Linked DNA regions of Mus musculus: all the other regions are linked to region 1. The links are chromatin loops, found by intact Hi-C in ENCODE. Cell type or tissue: left cerebral cortex. All regions are shown on one strand.

What was found. A loop is a pair of places that touch in the nucleus more often than their neighbours do. Peaks named below come from ENCODE experiments on the same cell type or tissue, not always from the same donor. Only the 100,000 strongest peaks of a DNase experiment are listed, where the experiment ranks them.
Region 2: it touches region 1 in a loop (7-fold over the local background); 17 of 42 quality-filtered maps call a loop at or near these places.
Region 3: a loop joins it to region 1, with 4 times the contacts of the local background. A loop is called at or near these places in 6 of 42 quality-filtered maps.

Annotation. Positions count from the first base shown.
Region 1 is chr3:50,380,425-50,382,924 of GRCm38, reverse strand. Slc7a11 (solute carrier family 7 (cationic amino acid transporter, y+ system), member 11) reads left to right here. Exons shown (of 12, transcript NM_011990.2): 8 at 947-1,050; 9 at 1,857-1,953. Among named protein-coding and RNA genes, the nearest start is that of Slc7a11, 62 kb to the left of the region's middle. In left cerebral cortex, a CTCF peak has its summit at 1,214 (motif pointing right); DNase peaks (open chromatin) are centred at 32, 488 and 1,210; H3K4me3 peaks cover 977 bases; H3K27ac peaks cover 792 bases.
Region 2 is chr3:50,300,020-50,302,519 of GRCm38, reverse strand. No RefSeq gene overlaps it. Among named protein-coding and RNA genes, the nearest start is that of Slc7a11, 140 kb to the left of the region's middle. In left cerebral cortex, a CTCF peak has its summit at 1,381 (motif pointing right); DNase peaks (open chromatin) are centred at 1,400 and 2,261.
Region 3 is chr3:49,092,799-49,095,298 of GRCm38, reverse strand. All of the region lies in intron 2 of Gm31415 (a long non-coding RNA gene), which reads right to left. Among named protein-coding and RNA genes, the nearest start is that of Gm31415, 32 kb to the right of the region's middle. In left cerebral cortex, a CTCF peak has its summit at 1,304; DNase peaks (open chromatin) are centred at 803 and 1,253; H3K4me3 peaks cover 456 bases.

The DNA of each region.
Region 1 (2,500 bases):
TCCTGTGAACCAGTGTCTGAGGGCTTTGTCCACTGCAGTGCTGTCAGGCAGTGAAATGGACAAAGCTTCCGGTGTCTGGTCGGTTGCCTCACGTTTCTAGGCAAAGGGCAGCACTAATTTGTGGAAAGCATAATGGGGTCTGCTAATTGCATAACACCAGCTGCATCAAGGACAATGAAAAAAAAATCTTATATTAACAACAACAACAACAACAAACAGCATCCTTTATACAAATGTGCAAGACTACCCCCATGACAGCCTAGGAGGAAAGCTTAGAACTTTGTCTACCATTTATTTCATTTATTTATAGTTTCTGTCGCTTGTCAGGATTGGAATTTTGTTCTAGCCTTTTACAGGAAACCCTGGAAGGAAATGATGGCCTCCTAGGGTGGGGGAGGGCTGACTCCATAAACAGGTTCAGCTGGTAGGGCTTACCCGGTAAAGAACCTCCAGAGTGGCTCACTCCTGTGATGAAATGGTCAACTTGTCTATTGTTTTGATTTATCCTCCCGAACTGAGGTTGGTATGTGAAACAAGTACCCGAAACACTCGCCAGTGTGTATCTATACCTCTTCATACAAAGGTGGCTTTCTGGGATTGTGCAGAACAATTTCTGTCTCTAAATGTAGAATTTCCGAACTGAGCCCCTTCCTCTTATCGGAGGCGATAGTTGATAAAGAGTCAGTAAACGGATCGTTGCTTTGGAGGGACAGAGAAGGCGACTGCTTAGACCTTTGCCCACAGGTCTGAGACAAGGAATGCCGTGGTACCCGCTGCTGGTGATTGTCTTGTGGAGTCAGTTTGACCCTAACGAAAAAGAAGGATTATAAAACATTCACGTAGCACCAGGCTAATAGAAAGTCAAAGAGCAAGTTTGGCCTAAATTGTTTCATTTTATTCCACTTTCGGGGAAAGCATTAATTTGTTCCGTTCTTTCCTTCCTCAGACCTTCTCTGAGCGGCTGCTGGGAAAATTCTCATTAGCAGTCCCGATCTTTGTTGCCCTCTCCTGCTTCGGCTCCATGAACGGTGGTGTGTTCGCTGTCTCCAGGTGAGGGAGTTCATGTATTTTCAGAAACACATTTTTGTTTTAGAGATTGGATGTGATAAGGATAACTTTTAAAGAGAAAAGCAATAGTTCCTCCGAACCTGTTGTTTTTAAAGGGATATGCGAGTTCCTCGTAGATTCCAGTGAAGCAGGTTTCATTCTGTCCAGTAGAGGGCGCTGCGTGTCTACACATAGCCCACTCTGAGCCAGGCATGCTGCATTTTTAAAAAGAGTGAGTCTACAGGGTCTTATAACGGCCTTTATTTCTAGCGATAAAGTCTTTTGTTTTCCTGAAGGTGCCACGAAAAAGAGTAAAATTGAAAGCAGAAATCACCACTCCACCATCGGTAACCATTTTTTTTCCTTAGTTAGATGGCACAAAAAAATCTTTTTTTTTTTTTTTTTTTTTTTGGTCTATGTTACAGTTTAAATTAGAGAAATGTTAACACAACATGCATGTACATGTGTGTACCTGTGCACTGAATGAGTGCTAGCTTGGACTGACACTAGCAATCTAGCACTGAATTTGCCAGCAGCTACTCAAGTATAGGGAGAACTCCACTCAGTGCAATATTGCTATTGTTTTTCCTCGGAGTGATATAAGATATTTCCCAGACACTGTATGTCCTGAAAAGAGACTTATGATGAAATCTGCCCTTTGTTTCCAAAGCACAACTCAAATGACCAGATAAGAAATGTCAAGATGCCTAGCATGAGGAAGATTCGTCCATATTGCTTCGGGGATTTAAGAATGTTACCCATTTGAATGATTGATTCTATAGTCAACTTCACCGTTTTTCTCCCCGCAGGTTATTCTACGTCGCATCTCGAGAAGGGCACCTTCCGGAAATCCTCTCTATGATTCATGTCCACAAGCACACTCCTCTGCCAGCTGTTATTGTTTTGGTAATGCATATTAACAAGTAATGTAGATACAACCTCACAAAACGGTTAGGAAGGAGGGAATAAACCTGACATCCCGATTCACCACTCAGTTGGTGCTCCATGTATCATTTTCTGGGAGGCCAGAGATGTTGCAATGGCTTGCTTCCATGGCGTGCTTTTGATGTGTATTGGATGCCCTGGGATATGACCCACCTTAGTTCCGTTTCACCTTTGCAGAAATTTGTAAGGTGTGAAGGGAAATGAAGGCTGTGGTTTCTCTCCTTGGCCGAGAACCTCAAAGGAAAGAAAAAGAAAAACCCACAAGGTTACAATCTAAACTCCAGACTCAGAGTTCAGCTGAAAGCAGACTGTGCAAAAATTATCCATTGTCTCCTCCTGGCTCCTGCCATACAACGTAATTCAAAGCATAGATGATAAAACACCAAGCAGAGAAATGGTTCTCCAAGAGTAACTGAGACCTGTGAGAGCAAACCTTAGAAGAAAGAAAACCCCTAAATGCAAACTGTGGAATTCTCTAGGATGGGGACAATATTTGTGAAATGTGGGA
Region 2 (2,500 bases), 80 kb after region 1:
ATCTATCATTTTCTATCTAAACTATATCATCTATCATGCATCTACTCATCTACATATCTATTTTCTATCATCTACCTATTATACATATATCACTTCTCTTTTAATCTGTCATCTATCATGTGTGTATGTATCTATCATCATGATCATTAACATCATCATTATCTATCTATCCACATCCATCTATCATCTATCTGTGTGCCTATCTATGTATCTATCTATGTATCCATGTATGTATTTATATCATCTATCTATCATCTATTAAATAAAAAACGAGAACCAATGTTCTTGGTCCTGTATTTAAGGAACGTGAAAGTTTCTGTGAGGATGTTGAGCAATCTTTCATGTAAGAGTGGAGGGTGGGGATGTTAAATGATGAAATGAATGTGGAGTTACTGGTCCATAAATGGGTTTACCAGGTACATTAATAAGTTATTGCAGTCTCTACACAGAAATAAATCTTGTGATGCAGAGCAAAGGCAGTTGATAGATCAGCCGGCTGCAGTGGGTCAGCCAACGTTCTTTAGGAAAGACACATGTAGAAAATATTCGCAGAACATAATGGGCTTAAAGACGAAACAAGGCCATTAGATCATTGGGAAGAGAGGCCCCTTGGTCTTTCAAACTTTATATGCCTCAGTACAGGGGGACACTAGGGCCAAGAAGTGGGAGTGGGTGGGTAGGGGAGTGGGTGGGTGGGGGAGGGTCTGGGGGACTTTTGGGATAGCATTTGAAATGTAAATGAAGAAAATACCTAATTAAAAAAAACGAATTAAAAAAAAAAGAAAGGAGAACACAGTTCAGGAGTTTTCATTTAATAGCTCAATTTATGGTAATCAAAACAAAACAAACAGAACATCTCACAAATCTCCAAACAACCCAAACTCAATTGTGCTAGGATGAGTCCCCTGCCTCCTAAAATCTCAGGTATTCAATCAGGTGAGTCAAATAACATGCAAATTATTTCTTGTTTTTCACGTTGACAATCTCCACTTCAGCCTCATGTCTACTTTTCTGTGTGTAATCTTCAGTACGGGAAAATTGCTTTGCTAACTGCCTCACCTGGGAATTTATTCCACCAGGATCCGGGGGGAAGGTGACAGTGGATTCCGTCTCCTGATATATCCCGTGGTGACTGGTTTTGTTTCATAGGAGACTTCATTTTCATTAAAATGCACTTTCATTCTTAAAGAAAAAAATGAATAAAATACAGGTACAGAGAGTTTAACATGTTGGTTTCTTGTTGAAATAAAGTCTTCGAAAGTTTAAATACAACCACTTTTTATTGATTGGCTTAAAAGTACACATCAAGACCATAAATAAGTCAAAAGCAGACACACATTTTTTTCCCTCAGAATAAAAATATGCATTTCCCAAACTAGACCACTTGGGGGCAGCATAGCGCAGAGCTAGCTTTTCACTCATCTCCCAGCGCAGTCTCCTTCAGTAATGCAAGTCCCCACAAAGCAAGAACTTAGGTCTTGCTATTCATGTCAGCAGAGTCTTTGTCAATTGTCATCCTATTTTTCTCTTTTTTTCGTGTTTCTTTATCCTGATCTTTTTTTTTTGGGGGGGGGGGAGGTTGGTTCTTCATGAGTTAAGAGTTTTCATACTTCTAGTAGGTTAATTAACACATTCAGAAATTAAGTCAAAGCTGGCCCAGTGCCCTTTCTTGCTCAACCACATGGGCATGCTTGGGTAACTGTAGTTATTTACATTTGGCATCCAACTGACTCCATGAGCTGCATTGCTTTCCCCCCTGTATGAGTATCCAGGCTATTAAATTAAACAGGTTAATGTTAGCTACAGCGTCTCACCCCCCACCATCCCCACAGCTATAGTAAATCTGCCACCTGTTTATTTCCATAAAAATTCAATTATAGCACCGGCAGTTATTCTTCTTATGTGAGCAATTAACTTCAAGCAGTTTCCAGCCAAAGAGAAAGGCCAGGCCAGCCGGCCCTTCCTTTCTTTGATTCCTTCAGCCCTTGGTTGCTTCTTTTGTTAGGTGACTGCGCAACCATCAAACCACTGAAAAATGAAACAAGCAAACTGGACTACCATGCACTCTTATGCCAACGAAGAAACAAAAACTGAAAAATCACTAACAGCTCTTTGCTTCCCCCTTGTCCTTTGAGTGCGGAAGCCGGGGAGGTGGAGGGCAGTGGGCAACTCGCTGGGGCACCAGGAGCACGGTTCTCCCTACCATACACCACCATGAAGAAGGGGTTGCTTTAAACACTGTTCTTCTTCCTTCTTTATCTCTGTAGAAAATGCAACCATGCAGGGAAACCTTGGCCAAATGCCACAGCGTCCTGGCTGAAGCAGCAACGCAATTACGGAAAGATAAAAAACCCACAACGGCCTGTGCATCTGAGCAGCTGAGAGAAAGAAGGTGGTGAGAGGCAGGTGCACGTCTTTGTTTCTGTGAGAGGAGTCGGTCTTTCGTTCCAAGCTTCCAGCTGCAAATGCCTGCGTTTTCCTTTTTAAGTGTTTCTCTTTT
Region 3 (2,500 bases), 1.3 Mb after region 1:
AAGCAAAACAAAACAAAATAAAGCAAACAAACAGAAAAGCAATGTACTGAGTCATTTAGCTTTGACATCTTCTACTTCAGGACCTGAAACTAGGTAACATGGTTGCTTAATGGTAATGCCTCTGTAAGGTTTTAGGTCAGTTTGGCATGAAGAATGTTGGACTATATGTTTCAAGGGTCTGGACATAGTCTGCTTGAGCATAGACTGCTTTGATCCTTTAAAAAATCATTCAACATTGAAGAATATTCCTCATTTTCCTTTACCTATAACTATATCACTATCGTGGTACATTAATGATGTATCGAACCACCTAGGTGTACAGAATTCCATACGTTGGTATATGTCCTATTCTTAGCAGATAGCTTATCAGAGACTCTAGCTCTACTAACCAAAGGAATATTTAATCACAGATTCTGTATTATTCTACATTAGTAACTCCATGATAAATATCTAGTGGTACATTGCCAAGTAGCACAGAACCTGGTGAGAACTTTGCCCTAGCCTGAGAGGCTATATGCCCAAAACTGATCAACATCTAGTTTGCTCTATTTGAGCATGAGAAGTATTTGGTTTGAAATTTCCACAATAGAGCATGACTTGTTTTCACTGAGAATTCTGAGTAGGAGAGGGGCATCCATTTTGATGTATATTCAGTTAAATCTCATAGATACTGCAGTCTCCCAGACAAGGTTGTGTTTTCTTTGTCAGCATCAAGATTTAAGCCTGAGTGAAGAATGACTTTTTTCTGTGAGTCATATTCTCAGGATGTATAGCAACTTGATTACATGTGAGAATGCCCGTGGGAGCTGAACACTGGGAGATTATGAATCAGCGTGTATCCTGCATTCCAGACAAGTTCCTTCTGAATGACAGCACTGGCATTTATCTGTCTTTTCATCCTGAAATGTTTAAAAAAAAAATCAATGAAATATTTGTTGTCTTGAATTAAACATCGTCTATCATAAATAATTCTGGCAGAATTACAAATACCAGATGCATGTAGGAAACAGTGTAGCACACATAGTGTTGGTCAGAGACAGAGAGAAAATCAGAGGAAGGAAAGATCTTCCACGTACACGTAAAAAATGGACCTTTTTATTTCCTTTATCTGTTGGCTCTACCTAAGCACTTACGTTTTGCTTCTTAAAACACGTATGCAAATGAGACAAAATTTTTAAAGAAGGGTTTCTCTGAGCTCCCTGCACAGTGGCTGCTGCATTTACTGGCTGCAGAGTATCTATCTGCTTTAGGTTTAGTTTGCTGCAATCAGGCTGACTGAAAAAGTGATGTGCAGAGCCCTCTAGAGACTGGATCGCAGAACTGCATGTATTGCTGTGCTTCGGTGCCGTCCTTTAATTGAATTATTCGGGGAGCTATAACACAGCTGTAAAGAGAACAAGGTACTATTCTATTCCTGGTGATGTGCTTAGAATCAGTGTTCTCAGAAGCCTGATGTTTTTGGCTATTTTCCTCTTAATGAGTTAATTAAGGTAAAATATGTTTTGCATTTGCACTACTGCAAAAACAATGATTAAACAACAGCTGTTCAGGCCAAAAATATAAATTATCAATGTGTACAGAATATTTACCTTGAAAAAAATAGAGTGGGGGTTTACCTTCTTCCAAGGCATACATTACGTCTTGTTTAAAATATAGCTGGTGTTACACTAAGATTCTTCTTTTTAAATTTAAATTTAATTTCTCCTTTTCAAACCTTTGACTGTGGCTGCAGCCTCCTTTAAATGTTCATTAATAATCATATGAAAATGCGCTAAAATCCATAGAGTATCCTTTGCAATGTTATAAGCATATGTTACAACCATATTTGTATCATTTGTACTATTTTGTGCCTGGTACAATAAAGTTATGAATTTCCAATATTTGCTGCTACAATGAAAGAGATAATTTAAACAATTATGCTTTCTTAAATACCACTATGACCACAGTCTGACCAACTTGTGTACATGCATGAACTCGTCCTTGGTAATTACGTTCTCTAAACAAAGATAATGTAAGTGTGTAGGATTGTGTGGGGATATAGGTGTATGTGTGGACATATACATGCATATACGTACAGAAAGACATAATGCAGGCTGAAAAGAAGTAATTTATGATGGATGTTATGGGGTTCATAAGTTCAGAATATTCCAGAGAGACTGAAAGGATGAAGACATCAGGGAATACTTAATGCTGAGGCTCTAGTCAAAGCGCTAAGGTACCTTTTAAAGTCCTCAATCAATTAGACTAAGTGCATCCTCATGTTAGGAGGTAATATGTCTTATTTCATGTTTACCCCTCTGAGAGGCACACTTGGTCTACGTGTGTAGCTCAGGGGTAGAAGATTTGTTTATACAAGGCCCACAAAGGATCAGGGTTTGATCCCTACCACAGTAAAATTAATTAATAAAGGATGCCTTCACAGCAATATTAAGATTGGGATTGACCATTAAGTGAGTGTCATAGCACACACAAGTACACACATCAAATTTACCATTACAGT